Regions from separate parts of the Homo sapiens genome. Here region 2 is linked to region 1. Evidence: read pairs that join two places in POLR2A ChIA-PET (ENCODE). Cell type or tissue: PC-9. All regions are shown on one strand. Links, peaks and the distances in the headings refer to the core of each region. The heading gives the core; the rest is flanking DNA.

Region 1 (8,371 bases), core at 1,534-6,533:
CCTTAGGTCAGTGTCATAGGTTTAATTGTGTCTACCCTAAATTCATATGTTAAAGTGCTAACCCCACTATATCAGAATGTAATTTTATCTGGAAACAGTCATTGCAGATGTAATTAGTTAAGATGAGGTTATTAGAGAGGACCCCAATCCCATATGACTGGCATCCTTACAAAAAGGGGAAATTTGGATACAGCAAGATGCACACAGTGAGAACACTATGTGAAGATAAGGCAAACAGTGAAGTGATGCTCCTACAAGCCAAGGAATGCCAAGATTGTCAGCAAACCACCAGAAAGGAAAGGCAAGGTGTGGAAGACATCCCTCAGAATGATCCAACCCTGTTAACACCTTGATCTCGGATCTCTGTGAGACAATAAGTTTCTCTGTGAGAACTGTGAGACAATAAATTTCTCTTGTTTCTACCACCCACCTTGTGGTACTTCATTATGGCAGCCCTTGAAACTAATGCAGTTGGGTTCTCTAGAAGCAGAGCCTGAGATGAGCTTATTATCCAAGAGCTCAATGAAAGGAGTACCTTCCTAGGCTTCTCCTGTGTTTTCCAAAGTGGCCACAGCATTATTTCTGGTCCCATATACTCCACTAGAATATTGTCACTTCTCCCTCAAGAAGACGAGTCTTTAAACTTGAATGGGCCTTGTGACTGTCTTTACTGATAGAATAAAGTAGAAATAACACTTTGTGACTTCCAAGTTTAAGTCACAGAAAGCAATTTAGCTATCATCAGGCTCTTTTGCAGGGTACTCTCTCTTAGAACCCAGCCGCCATGCTATGAGGAAGCTAAAACTAGCCCATGCAAAGAAATCACAGGCAGAAGGACCAAGGTCCCCAGTGAACGGTTTGTATCAGGTGCCATACATGTGAGGGATGAGACTTCAGATGATTCCCATCCCCAACCTTTGTCTTCCATCTCACAAATCTTTTAACCTAGAGACAAGTCACTACCTCAAAGTTCCTGACCCACAGAATCCATGAGCCTAATAAATGGCTGTTTTAAGCCACTAAGTTTTGGGGTAATTTATTTTGCAGCCATAGAAACTGGAACAGGTTTTTACCTGGAAGCGGGGTGTTGTAATAAAAATCTAAAAATATGATAGTGGCTTTGGGGAAGAAGGTGGAAGTTGGAAGGACCATGAAGATACTGGTAGAAGAGTCTGATGGTCCTCAAGAAGGCTTGTAGAGAGAGCTTGAAGTAAAGTAAGAAAAAGTTCTTGGAAATTGGAGGAAGATCTTTGTTATTTAGTGGCAGAATGTTTAGCAACACAAGGACCTGTAATAAAGTAGAAAGCAGAAATTATACCCAATGAACTGAATTATCTAGCTAAGGAGATTCACTGGAAGAATGTTGAAGGTGCCCTCTGGCTATTTCTTCTTGTTTACGGTAAAAGATGAGAAGAAAGAAATAAGATGAACACAAAACTGAATTTGAAAATAAAACTGTCACTTCTAGGCTCTGTAAGATTGTCAATTAAGGAAAATGCTTCAAGGCAAAGATGAAACCTAGGTAAGAACAATAAGATCCTTTGATATGATCTCAGAAAAATCTCAAGTGATTCCTCAGAGAACAATTTAGTCAGATAAAAGATCCTCTAAGGATCTTAAGGGCATATCCCACAGATCACCTTTATCAAAAAAGGGCTTATAAGAATCTTAAAGATGTTGTCCCTTGGGAGCCTAATAGGAAGACCAAGGTAGAGAAGGGCTTATCTTGAAGGAGACCTTTGGGTAAGAATTCTGTTTAATGGAGTGGATTATAATATAATTCATTAAAAACTCAAAGATTTTAAAAGAATTATATCAACTTGGACTGAAAGATATAGAAAATACAAAATGAAATCCAAATTTCTGTGGGCAGAAACAGGCTGCAAAAATTACTCAGCCATAAACATGGGCTATTTTCCATGGAAAATGAAGATGGCCAAGAGGGTAGAGCCAAGAGCCAAAGTGAATTGTTCCCAGGCAGTAGAATTGATCCTTTAATCAAGGAACTGGCAACATATGTCCAGCTAGATTTCAAAATTGCTGTGGACCAGTGAATCCTGTGTGTATCAATTTTCTTCCTTTTTAAAAAGCAATGTTCATAGCAGTATTTTCTACCTGTTCCATTACTGCATGTTGGGAATGTGCAAGAGAGTTTTGTTTCTTTAGTTCATAGGTCTACATATCAAAAGGAAATGTTCCCAATAGGAAGTGGGCTGTTCCAGGGGTGAAGCCCTCAGAGGGATATCATTTCAAATTATCTTTTTGCTTTCCCCTTAGGGGCTCTTCCTTTTAATTCTACGTGTTGAGAGACCTCTTATCCTTCAAAGAATTCAAGATGTGCTGGGAAAATAATTGTGTAGCAGATTCTGATAGTTCTCTTCCAGTGTCCATTCTCCTCTTTTTCAGTAAAAGAACCCTTGCATTCTAGCTAAACACATGTCTGCCAGGAACAAAGATTGCATTTTCCAGCTTCCCTTGCAGCTAGGCTTGGCCATTTGTTTAAGTTATTGTCAATGGGATGTCACTTTCAAAGAGTATACCTAAAATAAGGATTATGCCCTTGGTTGTATTTTCTCCTTCCTGCTGGTAGGAATACAGATGCAAAGACCAGCTCTATTCAGCAGTCACACTGGATCATGTCTATACAGTCATACCCTAGGGTTGATAAAGAACAAAGCTGGAAGGATCCTGAGTCCCTGCCAAATTGATATTTTATATCAGAGAGTAAAATCTTGAGTGTTAAAGCCACTGTAAAATTGGGGTTTCCATCCCATGCTATACCATCTCATCCTCACAAATAAGATGTCATAGATGGTAGAATTATGGCTCTGTGAGAGCAGGGACCTTGTCTGCTTTAGTCATGGCTATGTCTCCAGCATCTAGAATTATGCATGGTGCATTATTTATAAAGAAATGAATGAATAAAATATTATGACAATTAAGAATGAAGAACCAACACAAAAAACTGAGACCAGCATTTCCCACGTACAATGTTTTTTTTAGTTGTAGTTAAATATACGTAAAATAAAATTTACCCTTTTAACTATTTTTTTCAGTTGTGCTAAAATACACATAACATAAAATGCACAATCTTAACTGTTTTTAAGTGTATAGTTCAATGGTATTAAGTACATTCACATTGTTGAGCAACCATCACTACCATCCATCTCTAACATTTTTCATCTTCCAAAACTTTTTTCATCCTTAAAACTTTTTTCATTTTCCAAAACTGAAACTCCATATCCTTAAACAATAACTCCTGTGGCCTCCTCCCTTAGCCCCTATCACCATTCTACTTTCTGTCTATATGGATTTGACAAATCTATGTACCTCATATAATTGGAATTATATGATATTTATCTTTTTGTGACTGGCTTATTCCACTTAACATAATTCTTTAAGATTCATTCACGTTGTAGCATATGTCAAAATGTGCTTCTTTTTTAAGGCTGAAAAATATTCCATTGTATGTGTATACCACATTTTGTTTGTCTGTCTATCAATGAGTTGCTTCCACCTTTTGGAGATTGAGAATAATGCTGTTATCAACAGGGGTGTACAGAAAATATTTTATTATTTACTTACTTTTTGAGACAAGGTCTTGTTCTGTTGCCAGGCTGGAGTTCAGTGGCATGACCTTGGCTCACTGCAATCTCTGACTCCAGGGCTCAAGTGATCCTCCTACCTCAGCCTCCCGAGTAGCTGGGACTACAGGTGTGGGCTGCCACGCCCAGCTACTTTTTGTATTTTTTGTAGAGACTGGGTTTTGCTATGTTGTGCAGGCTCGTCTCGAACTCCTGAGCTCAAGCAATCCACCTGACTCCACCTCCCAAAGTGCTGGGATTACAGGTGTGTGCCACCACACCAGGCCAGAAAATATTTTTAAAGACTGCAGATTCCTTAGATGTTCTAATTTACTGACTCAAGTCTTGAAAGTGGGAGAGGCAGGGTGGGGAGCAATTTGGAAGATATATTTTAAATGTTTTCCAGGTGATTTGGAGTACAGATAGTATAGTCCTTGAGTTGTCAATTGGAAGTCACTGATACCACACGGTGAGTACTACTTGTACTAGTCTACAGGTATAGAAAAAAACAGAACAATAAGGTTATGACGTGAGAGCTTTTTGTGTTGTTGAAAATGAAAGAGAAGTTGAATTTGGCAAAAATGAGAAGGGAGGGCATTTCAGGTTGGAGAAAAAATTAATTAAGAGATATAAACATTCTGATTTTAAAGTAGTTCCCACTTATCTGTGGTTTCACTTTCTGTGGTTTCAGTTACCCACAATCAATTGTGATCTGAAAATATTAAATAGAAAATACCAGAAATAAATAATTCCTATGTTTTTTATAGCATTCTATCCTGAGTTTTGTGATGAAATCTCACACTGCTCTGCTCCATGCTGCCTGGGACATGACTCATCCCTTTGTTCGGTGTATTCACGCCGAATATGCTGCCTGCCCATTAGTCATTTAGTAGCTTTTTGATAATGAGATCAACTGTCGTGGTATCACAGTGCTTGCGTTCAAGTAACCCTTATTTTACTTACTAATGGCCCTAAAGTGCAAGAGTGGTGATGATGGTGGATATGCCAAAGAGGATCCATAAAATGCTTTCTTTAAGTGAAAAAGTGTAAGTTCTCCACTTAAAAAAGAAAAAAAATTACATACCGAGATTACTAAGATCTACAGTAAGAATGAATCCTCCCTCTGTGAAATTGTGAAGAAGGAAAAAGAAATTCATGCATAGTACACTTGCATGTTTAGTACTATCTGTGTCTTCAGGCATCCACTGGGGGTTTTAGAACGTATCCCCCACGGTAAGGGGGATACCGCATTTTTCTAGGTGTCTCTAATTGTGCTGTCACAGCTCTTTCCAAGTCTAGACTCATGAAATATATATATTTTGTTCAACTATTATTGAAAACAACTAAGTATTGTTCCACTAAGAATATAATAAATTTTGTTGTATTTATGAAACTTCCATTAGAGCAACAACATTGTTAGTTTAGCCTTCCCATACATTTCTGTTTTTTTCTCTGGAGTGAAGATAGAACAGCAAGGGAAAAAAAAACTGATGCAGTAATATGACCTCTTAAAACTGAAATTCATCTAAAATGGTCTTTTGACCATGATGGACTGCGTAAGTTGTAATACAACAAAATCATTTCAAAATCTTTTTTCCAATAGCTGCACGTGTATATTATTTGATCCAACACTGAAACGAAATTGCAAACATTTTAACAGCTTCTTTGTTGCAGCTCTGAATCAGAAGGGGAAACTTGCCAGAAATCCTGGTTTTTTTTTCCCCAAATCATTCCATCCACTTCTAAATTAATGCATTGGTTGTATTCTGCCCCCTTTGGTTGAATTACATTAAAGACAAATTTATTCTTTAATCTTCTACAATAAAAAGATGTTAATTCCACTATTTAATTTATTTTCTAGATAAAATAATATGTGTTTCTGATACATCTGTTTTTAAATTTTCCCATTTTTATAAGTTGCTTGGATGTGACCAGGAAAATTCCTCCTACGATGGCTTTAAAATAAATTTTATTAACCTATTTTCATTTTGTGAGTGAACCAGTGATATTTACTATGACTTTCTTCTTCCTTTCAAGTATAATTCAAGTTGTTATTTGATAGTGTGTTGTTAACTGAAACTTATGGAGAGTTTCTTACATGTAACTTAGAGTTAAGTGAGAGAGACAGACATTTATGAAATAATCTCACAAATATTTTTATAAGTACCAAAATTGAATCCTTCCTGGACTTTCAGAGTGAATATTAAGGGGATTTTGTCTGTTTAAGGGGTCACGAAAGGAATTTGAGCTGAGAGTTAAAGCATAAGTAAGACAAAATGCATAATATTGGGTGTGTGGGAGGCCAGGAAGGTTTCAGGAAGAGGGAAGGGCATGAACAAAAGTTAAACATAGGCCTCTGTGGCTAGAGCTCAGGCAGCAAATGCAAATGTGCTTCAAGCTATATTAAGAACTTTGCCTTTATTCTACGTGCAATAATACATTAGCTTGGATGAATAATAGCTAAGAACCTTTCGGTTGCCAGTAATAGAAAATTCAATCCAGCCTTTCTTCATAAAATAAAGAAAGGCAGAAAAAGAACCATTGGCTTATGTTATGGTGAAGTCCAGAGTTCAGATCCCACTCTAAGGACAAGTTTTATTCATAGGGTGATGATCTTTTCCTGCCCCAGTTCTGGCTCTTTTGGATCCCATGACTCTACCCTTATCCTTAATCTTCAGTCTGGCTCCTACCATGGTCCCAAGAACTAGTCAATCTTTCTGATTGGATTTGCTTAAATCATATGCCCACTCTGAAGCCATTCTTTGGCTAGGGGAATGCTGTGCTCTACATGGTTTAGGTATGGGTTAAGTGCCCTCCCCTAACATTATCTCTGTGGCTAGGGAAGCCAATTAGGGAATCCATAACTCTGGAGCTGGAGATGGGGGTAATCCCACTCAAACCACCTTGGGGAGAGGTGGTTTCCTAAAATAAACTTAGGGTGTTACTGTCATAAGGAGGATAGAAATTTTCTGGACAGACATGATCAGATATCCAACATACTTTGGAGATTTTTAAGGAGATTGAGAAAGGAAAAAATAACATAAACAGATCTGCATTAATGACAACAACAAAGCAAGATGGGCTTTGGAGTAGAAAATGGTCTGAAACGGCTTGGAGTGGATCAAGACTGCATGCAGGGAAGAACAGTTAGTGGGTTAGAGTAGTAATCCAGTGTGATGATAGCCTGGACAGAGGAAATCACAGAAGAATTGGGAATAAGCAGAGAGATTTAAGAGACATGTGGAAGATGAAATGGATGCAACTCAGTGACTCACTGGATTTGAAGGAAATGAAGACCAAGAAGTTATTAAAGATAACCCCTCGGTTTCTGTCTTACACATAAATTGGATAAATGGCCGTGACATTATACTGATAAGAAGTACTAAAAGAATACCAGGTTTGGGAGTTATGGTCTCAGTTTCAGATAAATTTTAGTTCCTTTTGGAACCAGCCAGAAGACACTTACATTGTTTGGGTTTACTCAGGTACATGTATGAAAGGATTTGGAACAAATCACCTTTCATGCTTGGCTAAATTTCCCTAAATCTTCTCCTTTCAGAAAAAAATAGCTTACCACTCTACATAACCTCCAGGAATAAGTGTTGACATTTCTCCCATAATTTTTTTATGCATTGCATAAAGAGAAAAGAAATAATCTCTTTTCTTTCTGAAATCCCCTTCAGCTGGATACACTCTAATCTCTATTAACACAATCCTCTAGTGTACAAGGGACCCTGCTGCAGGCTCCTAGACATCTAGCACATGATGCAATGGGAGACACAAAGACACACACTCATGGCTTCTATTGATGTTCATGTTCTTTTCTTTCTCTTTTTCTCTTTCTTTTCCTTCCTTCCTTCCTTCTTTCCTTCCTTCATTCCTTTCTCTCTTTTTCTTTCTTGATCCCACTCTCTCACCCAGGCTGGAATGCAGTGGCTCAGTTATGGCTCTCTGCACCCTCGAACTCCTGGGCTCAAGTGATCCTCCTGCATCAGCCTCCTGAGTAGCTAGGACTACAGGCACACTCCATCACACCGGGCTAATTTCAAAAGTCTTTTGTAGATCAAGGGTCTCACTATGTTGTCCAGGCTGGTCTCAAACTCCTGGTCTCAGGTGATCTTCCAGCCTCAGCTTCCCAAAATGTTGGGTTTACAGGTACTATTGATGTTCTAATATGCTTTAAGAACTGAGGTGCTGGTGAGGTGTTTGCAGGGGAAGGGCTTCAATTTTAAAACGTACTCCTGTCAGTTTTAGAGTTAGTTCTTCAAGTTTTGCATATAGTATCTTGTTTGGTTGCAAGTGGTAAAAACCCAATTCAAAAAAACTGAAAATTAAAAGGGAATTTATTGGCTCTTATTAAAAAGAAATACAAGGTGATGGTGGCTTGGAGAAGTCTAGAGACATAAAACATTGCTAGATCTTCCTGTCTCTCTCCAGGCTGTATTTTCGTATGTGATTCTTTCAACCACATCTACTGAAGACAGATGACTTTTTGTGGTTTGGTAGGAATGAGATGTGAGGGGTGGGCTAACAAATTCACACTTACATTAACACAGCTTGGCAAACTCAGGAGATTAAAAGAGCTTTCCTCTCCATAGCCCCTTTATAAAACTCAAGGGCAGAAGTTTTATCTTGGTAGGTCATGTGCCAAACCCCAGGAAGATAAGGAATTATGATTGACCAGTTGTGGGGGCTATATAGCTTCTTGGGGGCAGGGATAGAAACCTAGGAATCAAAGGACAAGTAGTTTTCCAAAGGACATGTGCATGTTTGTGGGGAAAGGAAGT
Region 2 (5,000 bases), core at 1-5,000, 240 kb before region 1:
AAAATATTATTACAAAGCTCTAGTAATTAAAACAGTATGGTCCAGACATAAAGTCATGCCATTAAAAACAGACACATAGACCAATGGAACAGAATAGAGAACCCAGAAATCCATGTGTGTATGGTCAACTGCTCTTTGACAAGGAATACATAATAGGGAAAGGATAGTCTCTAAAAATGGCAATGGGAAAACTGGACGTCCACATGCAAAAGAATGAAATTGGATGCTGATCTCACATCATATGAAAAATTCAACTGAAAATGGATTAAAGACTTAAACATAAGACCTGAAACTAGAAAGCAAAGAACAAAACCAGACTCTCTGGGTAAGATCCAAATCTATATGGTTAAATGAAGGCACTCCCCAGTCAACATGGCAATGTGGTGGCTGGACAAGCAGAAAGCCAGTGTCTTCTCTGCTTAAGAAGTCAGAAAATAGGCTGGGCGTGGTGCCTCATGCCTGTAATCCCAGCACTTTGGGAAGCAGAGGCAGGAGGATCACTTCAAGTCTAGGAATTCGAGACAGCCTGGGCAACATAGCAAGAACTCATCTCTACTTAAAAAAAAAAGAAGGAGAGGAGGCAGAAAAGGCAGCATCCAGAAAACAGAATTTGAGAATGCCAATGTGACTGGAAATTACGGATGGGAAACACAAGGGAGCAGAAAGCCACAGCTGAGGAAGGTTCAAAAATTTACATTTAATTTCCCCTCCAATCTTTATGACCTCTCAACATAAACGTGAGGAAGAATACAAGAATCCCAACTAAAAGCAACAGGTGGAACGCTAAAATAACTGATCACAGATTTCAGATGCTGGGCACCACAGCAGAGACTAACTAGAAAGGCTTGGTAAATAATTTGGGCTTTCTACAGACCTGCCTTAACAAAGCATAAAACCATGCCTCAAGATAATCAACCAATAATTTAACTACCTACCAGAGCAAAAACAAAACTCTGCAAAAATTAACAAAAGCCAAAACTTCTACAACATATCACCTACATTTTCCAATATGAAATTAAAAATTACTACATGTGTGGTGAAATAAAAATGTGACCATTAGTCAACATATCCGAGGATGACAAAGATGGTGGAATAAGAAAAGGATTTTAAAGCAGCTATTATAAATATTCAAACACTTTAAGAAAAAGACAGTCAAAATGAATGAACAAATGGAGGCTCTTAAGACAGAAAACCATTTAAAAAAAGAAAATTCTAGCACTGACAAGCACAATATCTGAAATGAAAATTTCACTGGATAAGCTTAACAATGGACTGGAGCAGCAGAAGAAATGGTAAGTAAAACTGAACACACATCAATATAAAATTATTCAATATTAAAGCACAAAAAATAATGAAAAAATTAATAGTTTCAGCTACCTGTTAGATAGCATTAAATGGTCTAAATGCATGTAATGAGAGTACCAAAAGTATTTAAGAGAAAAAAACTGGCAAAAATTTCCCCAAATCAGTGAAAAAACTGTAGATCCAATGAACTCGGCAGTCTCTAAGTAGGAGAGAACTACAAAGCAAACCTCATCAATGCACCAATAGTAAAAATGTTAAAGTGCAAACGCAAAGAAAGAAATCTTCAATTCACCAGAGAGAAAAAAGATAAATTACATAAGAGCAAAATGATACGAAGACTTATCAGAAACAATAAAGGAATGACATCCTTTAAGCATGAAGGATGCTCATGTCACCTCAGAATCACTGACTAGAAACCCAAACTACAAGAAATACTAAATAGAGTTTTTAGGCTGAAGGAAAATAATACCAGATAAAATTCACAACTATAAAAAAAAAGAAAGCATACAGATGGCAAATATGTGAGTACGAATAAAGATGATTTATCCTCTATTTTCTTTAAAATGCACGTGATTGTTCAAAGCAGAAACTACAGTTGTTTTGAAAACCTTGCAACATTTGTATGACAAAGAATAGGAAGAGGTATACAGAATAATACTTTTCAAGATCCTTAATTTTACATTGACATAGTAAACTATAAGCTCCGAGTAAACTGTGATAAGACTGTATACTGTAATTCCTAGAGGAACCCCTAAAAATAACTGAAGGAGGTCCAGCTAAAAAGCCACGTTGAGGAATTAAAACTGAATACAAAAAATATTTGATTAATAAGTCAGAAAGGGCAAAACAAAGGCACAAAATAATTAATGGCGCAAAAGAAAACAAATAGTAATGTTACAAAACTAAATATATCAATTAGAACAAGAATTAGAGAGAATGCAGAGCAACTACAACTGTCGCAGTAAAATCAGTCTGGGAAACAAGCAATTTTTCAGAATATTAAAATACTTCTCAACTCTGACCTAGAAATTCCAGTTCACGGTAAATGAAAATATGTATCTACAAACAGAATTACACAAAACTGTTTATAGCAGCTTTATTTGTAATAGCCAAAAACTTGAAACAGCCCTAATGTCTATAGATACCCAAGGGGATAAATGTATGATGGTTTATTGATACAATGAAATACTACTATTCAGCAACAGAAAGAACAAACTGCTAATACACACAACAACGTGGATAAATCTTGTGAGCAAAAGCAGCCAGACACAAAAGAGGACATACTATTTCATTCCATCAATGTGCAAATTCCAGAAGTAACGAAACTAATCTATGGTGACAGAAATCAAAACAATGGTTGTTTGGAGTAGGTAAGGGTTGACTGGAAGCAGACATGAGACATCTTTCTGGAGTGCTGCTGGGTAGTTCCTGGGAAGCAGACGGAAGTATCTATAAAATAAATCCACTGAAAAATGCTCTCTCATGCTCAACCTATGAGTTGAAGGAAGCACAAAGGGGTAGAGGGAGAAGATGAATTGAACTACATAGCAACAAATGCCTCAACTGATCACATGGGAAGTTCTGGAGCTGGGATGACATTTGAGAACTGTCCCAAATTGCTGCAAGTGGGCCAAGACCTTTATACCTCTCCCTCCATCCCACGGCCCCCAGAAAGTGGATATAGGCAGCCCCCAGAAAGTGGACGTGACCACGGTCAACATGGCTCTCTTTAGCAGAGGGTAACTCTTGAAAAGCAACTTTGGTGAGTCATTCACCAACACTTCCAGCAGCTGGAGAAGTAAGTGTTCAATGCTGGAAGCCCTCCATTGTATCTTCTACATGTTATAAGGGAAACGTTTTATATCTTGATGATATAAACATCTTGATATTGATGATGGGTGTATGCATTTATCAAGCTTACTGAGTTATACATTTAAGATACACTTATTTCACCATATATAAATTTTTCCCAATATTCATGTTTTACTCACATTCTTGTGGGTTTCCAGAGGATAATGGGTACATACAGAAATCAAACAAACAGCAGCAAATTATGTTCATTAAAATTGTAACTCGATACAAACCAAAATGATAGGTTGAAAAAAAATCTACCTAAATGATAGAGAGTGCCATGTCTTTTGCAAGATACAAAGTAAGACTTAGTCCTCCACCACAATTAAAACTTCAGTGGAGGAGGCTGGGTGCAGCGGCTCACACCTGTAATCCCAGCACTTTGGGAGGCCGAGGAGGGCAGATCATGAGGTCAGGAGATGGAGACCATCCTGGGAAACATGGTGAAACCCCGCCCCTACTAAAAATACAAAAAATTAGCCGGGCGTGGTGGCGGGTGCCTGTAGTCCCAGCTACTTGTGAGGCTGAGGCAGGAGAATGGCGTGAACCTGGGAGGCGGAGCTTACAGTGAGCCGAGATCGCGCCACTGCACTACAGCCTGGGCGACACAGCGAGACTCTGTCTCAAAAACAAAACAAAACAAAACAAAACAAACAAACAAACAAAAAAACTTCAGGGGAGGAATATGAGTGCTGGCTTATGATTGGTAAGCCCATCCAATTACATCCAGGAAATTAATTAAATTTATAGATTGAGAAGGTAAATGCAATGTTATTTTTAGAAATTTAATGCAGATGAAAGGTAGAAAATTCATATGTAAATAAAGTCATGCACCACATAACAACTATGGAAGGCATATATGACAGTGGTCCCAGAAGATTATAATACTGTATTTTTATTGTACCTTTTCTATGTTTAGATACACAAATACTCATCACTGTGTTACAACTGCCCACTGTATTCAGTACAGTCATAGGGTACTGGTTTGTAGTCTAAGAACAAAAGGCTATGCCATACAACCTTAGGTGTGTAGTAAGCTATACCATCTAAGTTTGTGTAGGCACTGTACTCTTTATGATGTTAGCAATAGAATGAAATCGCCTAACAAGGCATTTCTCAAAACATATGGCCGTTATTAAGTGACACACAACAATGGGGGTATGTTTTGAGATATTGTATATTTATACTGATATTCAAGAGGAAAAAAGGTTTTTTCAGTTGAGGCTAATATTTTCTTTATAAAATTTTCAAAAATATTTTCTCTCACAATCCAAATAGAGAAGAAGGGTGAAAAATCAAGAATTATTTTCTGGCATTTTTGTAATATTGCAAGATAATCAATTGCTGCTCAAGGCAGAGATCTCCATAAGTCAACCAATTTTTGCTCATCTACCCCCATTACAATTTCTTATATTAAGAATCCTTATTAAACCACTCAAATTATTATTGTTGAATAGTTTTAGGTATACAAAAATCACTTATCTTGTTCAATCTTTCTCAAAGTAAGCTGGTAATCAAGATAGCAATAGAAGACAGTAACTTAACAGAACTATTTATAGAACACACTTCCCTTTGCTAACCTTGAATTACAAGTGAAGGGCTAAAATCTCTCCATTTATTCTACAAACATCTATGATAAAGTAACTTGTTTGTACTACTAAGCACCATTTTAAATATTCTAAGTATTATATAGAATACCTATCAAGTATGTAAAACCCGTTAGAAAAAGCAATGTCAACAGCAAAACGCTGGCAAAATACTTATAGGTGACAGTATTTCCTTAAGTATGAATTTATTCTGAGTTTGCTCTGTGTCCTTTAGCTGAATTAGCCATGTTCCTCCCT

What was found. ChIA-PET counts read pairs that join two places held together with the same protein. Peaks named below come from ENCODE experiments on the same cell type or tissue, not always from the same donor. Only the 100,000 strongest peaks of a DNase experiment are listed, where the experiment ranks them.
Region 2: POLR2A ChIA-PET joins it to region 1 with 5 read pairs; 2 of 35 experiments call an interaction of 5 or more read pairs at or near these places.

Annotation. Positions count from the first base shown.
Region 1 is chr15:56,802,042-56,810,412 of GRCh38, reverse strand. No RefSeq gene overlaps it. Among named protein-coding and RNA genes, the nearest start is that of ZNF280D, 73 kb to the right of the region's middle. RefSeq lists an enhancer at 3,411-3,580. In PC-9, for the core only: no CTCF peak of the experiment used is centred there; a DNase peak (open chromatin) is centred at 4,432; H3K4me3 peaks cover 666 bases; H3K27ac peaks cover 705 bases.
Region 2 is chr15:57,047,061-57,052,060 of GRCh38, reverse strand. All of the region lies in intron 3 of TCF12 (transcription factor 12), which reads right to left. Among named protein-coding and RNA genes, the nearest start is that of TCF12, 130 kb to the right of the region's middle. In PC-9, for the core only: no CTCF peak of the experiment used is centred there; no DNase peak of the experiment used is centred there.